2 separate regions of the Homo sapiens genome follow, and region 2 is linked to region 1. Evidence: chromatin contacts called from ENCODE Hi-C or POLR2A ChIA-PET data. All regions are on one chromosome and are shown on one strand. The core of a region is the stretch at or near the end of the contact, and the rest is flanking DNA. Distances in the headings are between cores, read along the strand shown. Region 1 has its middle 210 kb from the start of CYP26B1. Region 2 holds the start of CYP26B1 (cytochrome P450 family 26 subfamily B member 1).

Region 1 (3,453 bases), core at 67-2,566:
CACCAGGCTTCCATTTTTGCCCCAGAGCTCTGTCCCTAGCAGTGAAGATGGGCGACACCAAGCCATCAGCACACTCATGCTTGGCCCCTTTGGGTTAGAGATAAAAGGCTGGCGTGCATTTCAGACACAAAATCATTGCCTGCTGGCTGCTTCCTGGGATGGAACCACTTTATTGTCCCCAGGGAGCCCACAGGACAATGTTATAGCCAACTAGGGGGCCTCTGTTTTCTTTAAAGCTGTGTGCAAAATCCACCCACTGAACAGATAGACACCTCCTTCGCAGAGCTCTTGGCAGAACCCTGTGGGAGGCGCTGAGTGCAGTTGGGGGGTGCTTCCTGCCAGTTAGGCCCCTCCTCTCCTATGAGCATTTGGCTAAATACAAAATTTCTTATATCATTTTTTTCATTGCTTTTCTCATTTTCTTTTTTAAGCCCCCAGTGAGGGAGAACAGACTCTACTTTCATGAAGCTACACTTGCTTAAACTGTACATGCTGGGATGGGGATGGGGACATTTGGGGCTATCTTAGGCAAGGCCAAAGAAGAGGAGGGCATGATCCAGCCTCCTCCAACAAGCTGGCAGAGGAGGTTGTGTGTGTGAGCATGCATGTCCCTAACTGCCCCCTGTTAGAAAGGATAGGAAACCAGGGGTTCTAGCTCAAGCTTCACAACCAATAGGCTGTGTGGCTCTGGGGGAGTCAGGTAGCTTTTCTGAGCCCCAGTTTACCCATCTGACATGTGGAAACAATATAGCTCCTCCCACCCCCTCAGGACTATTGTGGGTATTAAAGGAGCTAGAGTCTAAAATAGCATTAAAAATACTGATGGCTACACAAAGCAAGGCAACGCAGTCACTCAGAGCCATCGTCTCTTTCTTGAGGGCAGAGACGTGGCTTTCTCATGTTTTGTATTCCCCAAAGCACCTGGTACAACCCATGGCAGGTGGTCAATCAATACTTGTTGAATGGATGAAATAGAAGACATGGTCCCTGTCTCTGTGGAATTAAAGATCTAGCCGGGAGACGGTGGTGGGGATGAGAAACACACAATGGAAGAAACTTAAGAAGAGTAGGGAGAGGCCCTCGTTAGCTCAGACACCTCTAATTTAGAATTTGTGATGCTTTTACAAGGCCAGAGAGGAATTGGACCCTGCTGATGGGAACATGTGCTGAACAAACTCCTAGTGGGAACAAGATAATAATAACAGGAGCTACTGGCCTCCGGGCAAGTGTTGTGTTCCAGATGGCAGAGGGAGTGCTGTGCCCTTTGGCAACACCCGGTTGCATGGGAGCAGTTAGCATGCCAATCACAAGTGAACTCTGACCTCATCTCTGAGGCAGCCAGTACCTTTCCTTGACCACACTTTGTTAATGGCCGTTCTGGGTGACTTCATGTATTTAAGGAACATAAAATTTTATTTTGTTAAGACTAAACTATTACTGGCCTCCCTCTGCCTCTTCCCAAGCAGCTCGGATCCTTTCACAGTTTTCAAATAGAGTTGATGACAAAGCACATGTAACCAACTCTATCATTTCCCCAAGAAGAAGGGATGTGGGATCCTGCTACAGCAATCAGGGGGACCCCTGGGCCTTGCAGAGAGCTTCTGGGCTGTTGGAGAGCCTGAGACAGTTAGCCACTGCCCCTTCCAGGACCACAGTTGCCCCAACAAAATGAAGAGTTTGGACCAAATGAGTGTCAGCATAGGTGCCTGCTGCGCTGGACTCTCCTGGCTCTTGGCCCGAGAATGTCCCAGCCCTGGAGTTGTGGGAGAACATGATGCCTCCTCTTGGGCAGTGCTCTGGCCAGGGGAGATGTGCACACCATAGGGTGGAGGCAGAGGTGGCCTGGGTTGTTTTGTCCATGCGTCCTGGCCTCAGACGGTTTGGCCAGGTTCCCGGTGGGGACTGGCCTCAGACAGAGGGAGTGTCCAGTTAAGCCCTGCCAACTGGGGCTAGAGAGGAGGAGGCAGGGGCTGGGGCGTCAAGGGAGGGGGACATCATCCAATTTCCACAGACCAGGCTGTTGGGAGCTGGCCCAGGGGTCTGCAGAAGGCCAGGCCCCAGGCCACCCTGCCCCTCTGGGAGTGTGACTTCTGGGTCCTCCTTACATGAAGCCTCCCCTCTCCCCATCCTGGGTTAGGGCAGAAGCAGGGCCAGGAGGGAGTGAAAAAAGGACAAAGGGATGACATCTCAAGGTGGTCCCCAGGGAAGGTTTGCTCTTTCTCTAGACACCCTTTCCTCTGGAGTCCCCGTCCTGGGCAGGAAACACGCAGCAAATGGAGGGGGAATGATTTCAGTTGTCACTGGCCTTCCGGTAGCCCTTCTTCATGCAGTCAACAGCCTGCAGGGCTCTTGGAGGGGCCCTGGCTTAGCCGGTTTTCTCCCTTCGGTAGCCTCCCCACCCTCCTCTTCCTCTCTGTTCTCCTTCCTCACCTCCTCCCCCGGAGGCTTGGCTGGCACTCTGGTCAAGCTTTGCAGGAAGCCAGTGCTGCTGGCCTGGCCCCAGGGAGCTGTACCGCCTTGTAGTTACAGGATGGGCTGCAGCCTGGCACCTATGTCTCCTGGGTTTGGCTGTTCTCTGGGTTTTAGGTCTCAATGTCCAACAACTCCTGGAAAAGGAAGGCATGGGACCTTCCTCTAGATCTGACTCCAGCGGGGGACAATTCCTGAACCCTGAGAAACTGTGGAGCAGCATGGGGGGACAGAAGGGGCAGCTTCGAGAGAGAGGCTGCTGACTTGCCCATTCGGCAAGGGTGCTGTCTGGCAAGGGCAGCCGAGCCCACATGTATGTCCTGCCCCACCTTGAACTGAGCACTTCCTGTCTTAGGGCAGGATGGGGCTGCCGCTGGCCCACATGGTACCTTTGCGCATGTTAGACAAAGGCACTCCTTCCTCGGGATGGACACAGCTCTTCCCCAGGGCCAATCTCTTGGCAAGAGGAGCCTCCACCTGGCCCCACAGCTGGGTGCTCAACCAGATAGGCAATCATCAGTGAAGCACAGCCAAGCAAGGGTAGCAGAGTAACAGGGAGCTGAGCACCAGGAATGTGAGGGTAGTGGGTGACTCCTGGGAAGGTCTTGTGCAGGGAGTGGGATTTGCTTAGGGCCTTGAAGGGCAAGTCGATTTCACAGTGGTTGAGATTCCAGGCACGGACAAATGCATGAGCATTGGCGTGGAGGCTGGCAGGTGAGAGCCGAGGTCCCTGCTGGGGAGAGGGGTGTGTGGAGAGCCCAGTGTGGAGATGGTGTGAGCTTTCAGCTCGAGAGAGAGGAGTTCCATCTCAGTGGGTAGGAGGCAATGGTGGCAGAGTGTGAGCAGGGGTGGGGTGTGGTGGAGCTCCCGTGGATTGATCTGCAGCTGCTCAACTGAGATGGGCAGGAGCCAGCAGAGACACTAGGTGGGAAACCCAGGAGGGCTGACTGCTGTGGTTCAGCCCCCAAAGGCTGCAAGGAAGAG
Region 2 (3,717 bases), core at 746-3,245, 210 kb before region 1:
CCCGCCTCTGGGTACCGGGGCCGCCGCGTTTGTCCCCGCGCAGGACACTTGCCGGACCAGTATCGGGGTTCCCCGACGCTGCGGGCGGTGGAGGGGGACTACAAAAGCAGGGGAGGGGGGTCCCAATGTGCAGGAAAGGAGGGGCTGCAGAGTCAGCAGCCTGGGACGCTGACGGGGACAGGAGAACCTCCAGGTTCCGTAGGGTAAGAGACATATGGCGGGGGCGGACCTTAGCATCGGAGGTGTGAGGATATAGGGATCGGGAATGGGGGATCTGGCTTAGGGGGATTGGGACTGGTAACTCAGGGGTCCCTGGAGATAAGAGCCAGCGGGATCCCGGGGGTTGGAAGCTCGGGACCCTAAGGCACAGTTTCGAGGGCTTTGGGCGCCTGCCAGTCGAGGGGGCAGTCCGGCCAGGACCTCCGCTGCCGGGGCTTCGGCCCAGGAGGGACTGCTCGGAGCTGGAGGAGGGGACCGCTGACCTGGGAAGGAGGAAAAGAGGAAGGGAAGGAGCCTAGAAGCCAAGCAGGCACTAAGCGAGTGCGCACCGTGTGTGCGGAGGTGTGTGTGTTGTGTGTGTGCGCGTGTGTGTTGTGTGTGTGTGCGCGTAGGTGCGCGCGCGTGTGTCTCATCTCGTCCGTCTGTAGGCGCTGGGCTCAGCGAGACGCCGGCGAGAAAGAAGAGGAGGCGAGAGGTGAACTGAGTTTGATCCTGCGGCGGCTACAAGTGGGTCCCGGGCGGGCTGCGGGCGGCGGGCGGCGGGCGGCCGGGGCGGGGCGGGAGGCCGGGCTGCGCTCTCCAGCTCCGGCCGCGGGCCCGGCCTCTCACCACGCCTCCGGCTTTGTGAGCGCGCGGGTTGGGGCGGGGGGGTGCTGGCGGGGCGCCCACGGCGCAGCCTCCCGCCTCTATATAAACACACGCATCGCCTCGCTTTGGACTCAAATTCACATTGAGAGAAGCTTTTAAAACCACCAGCCCTGAAATCCTGCCTCCTGCTTTTCCCCCTCTTTCATTCCTTTTGCCTTCCTTTCTTTTTTCCCCATTTCTTCCCCCAGCAGCAACTCCAGAGCCGAGAGACCGCGTCCCGGGACGGACTGCCTTTTCTTAATTGATACAATAGCCCAGCTCGGGTTTTCCACCTCCTCCCCCAACCCCACCCCGCCTCACCCCTCCCGCCCGCTGCCGCCGCCGCCGCCGCCGCCGCCGCCGCCGCCGCCCCATCGCCCGCCCGGGGCTCTGTCGCCGGCTGCGTCCCGTCCCGGCCGCGGCCCGCCGGCTCCGCACCCGCGCTCGGGCCGCAGCGCCCGCCTCGCCGCCTCGCCCGCCGCTCCTGCCTCGGGGGTGCTGCGGCGGCTCTGGGGCTCGAGCGCGCCGCCCCGGGCAGCCCAGGGACTTTTAGGCTCCGGCCTCTCCACTCGCCTCAGCCAGGGAGCTTTCTCCCTCGCCCCCAAAGTTTCTGGGTTCGTTGGAATTTTTGGATTCAGGAATTTTTTCTTTTTTTCTTTTTTTCACCTAGGAATTTTGGGGCCATACTGCAATACTTTTGACAAATCGACCGCACTTTCTCTCTGCTAGCTCTCTGCCCCCTTCTTTTTTTCCGAGCAGGGGAAGGGGCTTACGAGAGAGAGGCTCCCTCTGGACAAAGTTTTCCAAAGTTTTCCGAGTGTGATGGTAGCGGGGAGAGCAAACCCACCAGCTTGACTCACGGCTTCATCTCACCACCCCTTGAGCAGCCCCTAAGCCCGCTATAAAGGAACAAACAAACAAACAAACAAACAAAGTTGCACCCCAGTCGCCTCGTGTTTCCTCTCTTCTTTTAGGCAATTTTTTTCCTCCCTCTCTCCGCTCCCCTCGCAGCCTCCACTCCCTTTCCCTTGGCCCCTTCCTCCTTCTCTGTTTCGGCTGGAGGTGCCAGGACCCCCGGCCGCAGCCTCCCCTCCCCCGCCGCTCCGGTCCCCTCCCGTCGGGCCCTCCCCTCCCCCGCCGCGGCCGGCACAGCCAATCCCCCGAGCGGCCGCCAACATGCTCTTTGAGGGCTTGGATCTGGTGTCGGCGCTGGCCACCCTCGCCGCGTGCCTGGTGTCCGTGACGCTGCTGCTGGCCGTGTCGCAGCAGCTGTGGCAGCTGCGCTGGGCCGCCACTCGCGACAAGAGCTGCAAGCTGCCCATCCCCAAGGGATCCATGGGCTTCCCGCTCATCGGAGAGACCGGCCACTGGCTGCTGCAGGTAAGGGCGCGCTCGCTCCGCTGCACTCCGGGGTCCGCTAGCTGCGAGCGCGGGGCAGACGGAGCGGCGGGCCGGCCAGGGGGCGCCGGGAGCCTGAAGGCACTGGTCCCCGCCCCGCCCCTTCCCTCCTCTCTGCCGCAGCAGCCCGGGCTTCCCCAGCCCGCCGGCAGCGCGGTTCCGGGACCACTGGCGCCCGCGGCGCAGGTTCAGGGGGCTGGTAAGAGGGGTTCCCGGACCTGAGGGGGCTCCCAAGATGGACTTGCCTGGGTCGCGGCTGGCCTGGCAGGGGGCGTGGAGCGCCCCGGGGGCGCCTAGCGAGGCGCGGTCCCGGGGGAGGGTCCGGTCCTGAGCCGCTTTCGCCTCCCCTCGGTGCTGCAAGCCCCCAGTCGCCCTCGGCTTTCTGGGGTTGGCTGTGTCGCTGGGAGCCGAAAATTGAGTCGGGAGAGGAGGGGGCTGGTGGCAGCTTGAATTGCCGATTTAAAACTGTGTTCCTGCGGCGCCGTCGGCAGCGCCAGGTACAGTGTCCCTGGTCCGCGGTCCGCGCGAGTGTGTCTGTTTTGTGGTGGAAGAGGAAGAAGGTAACCCAAGGAAAAATGAGAATCCAGGGCTCTAGGCTTTCGGGGAAAAGGGTCTATTTACTTATTGGGTGGGGACAGTTTGGCAGGAGAGGGAAACTTGGGAGAGGTGAGTGTGGGATCCATAGAGAGAGAGTGCGTGTGTGCTTGTTAGATGCCGCACAACCCCACTCTGCTGGTGATAACGGGGGTGAGGCGCGTCAGGGACCAGACCCAGGTAGGTAATGGGGAGATTAACCTGGAGTTCACCTCATCAAGTGCCAGACAATCGCTTTTGCAATGTGATACACACCGGTTTTCTTCTTGGGGTGGGGGAGCGGAGCGCCTCTGCAGTAACTGCGGGAGGTGTATTTGTGTGTACGCGCGTTTGTTCTGTTAGGGGAAGCAGGGATGTCCTGAAACTGACAATCCCCGCACTAGAGAGGTGAAGCGAAAGGTGAGCGCTGCGACCTGTGGGTTTACAGGTGCGAAAGCTTGGCTTGAAATTAACAGACGCGTGCAATCCGCGCGCTCGCGCACACACGCACTCACCCTGCCCCGGGACGAGTGACAGCGGAGCGGGGGCGGGGAGGGGGTTCGAAGTTCCTCTGCCCTGTGGTCTTTCCACGTCCCGGATTAGGCCCATCTCTTTTTGGGGTTGTTCGTGCAATGAGGTGGGGGTCCTTTCAACCAATGGATGTATCACCCCCCCACCCCCCGCAAAGAAATCCCCAGAGCCTTTCCCTCGCCACCACACTTAAAGTGTCAACTGCAGCGGTGCTCTAGGCTTTGGGCCGCGAATTTAGGAAATAAAATAACTTGGGCAACGGCTCCCGCCTTTTAGAGCCAGTCTGCTGAATCCACGGTCTGTCACCACCCACCCCCACTTCGTTTCCTGACCTCTCTGCCCCCCCTCAGGTCCCCATGACCTTTTCTC

The links. A loop is a pair of places that touch in the nucleus more often than their neighbours do. ChIA-PET counts read pairs that join two places held with the same protein, here RNA polymerase II (POLR2A).
Region 2: a map of gastrocnemius medialis shows a loop between it and region 1 (9-fold over the local background). The contact joins the promoter of CYP26B1 here to the enhancer-like site in region 1. A Hi-C loop is called at or near these places in 12 of 168 maps with a recorded cell type or tissue (PC-3, gastrocnemius medialis, heart left ventricle and 8 more). POLR2A ChIA-PET finds 5 or more read pairs at or near these places in 2 of 52 experiments (A673 and HCT116).

Annotation. Positions count from the first base shown.
Region 1 is chr2:71,938,719-71,942,171 of GRCh38, reverse strand. No RefSeq gene overlaps it. Among named protein-coding and RNA genes, the nearest start is that of CYP26B1, 210 kb to the left of the region's middle. Within about 2 kb of position 1,316, at least 6 of the 41 ENCODE cell types and tissues checked have a DNase peak (open chromatin) inside an H3K27ac peak, as active enhancers do; they include gastrocnemius medialis, where a contact is called at or near this core.
Region 2 is chr2:72,146,140-72,149,856 of GRCh38, reverse strand. CYP26B1 (cytochrome P450 family 26 subfamily B member 1) reads left to right here and starts at 1,995. Exons shown (of 6, transcript NM_019885.4): 1 at 1,995-2,226. The coding sequence starts at 2,023. RefSeq lists enhancers at 2,106-2,607, 2,797-3,319.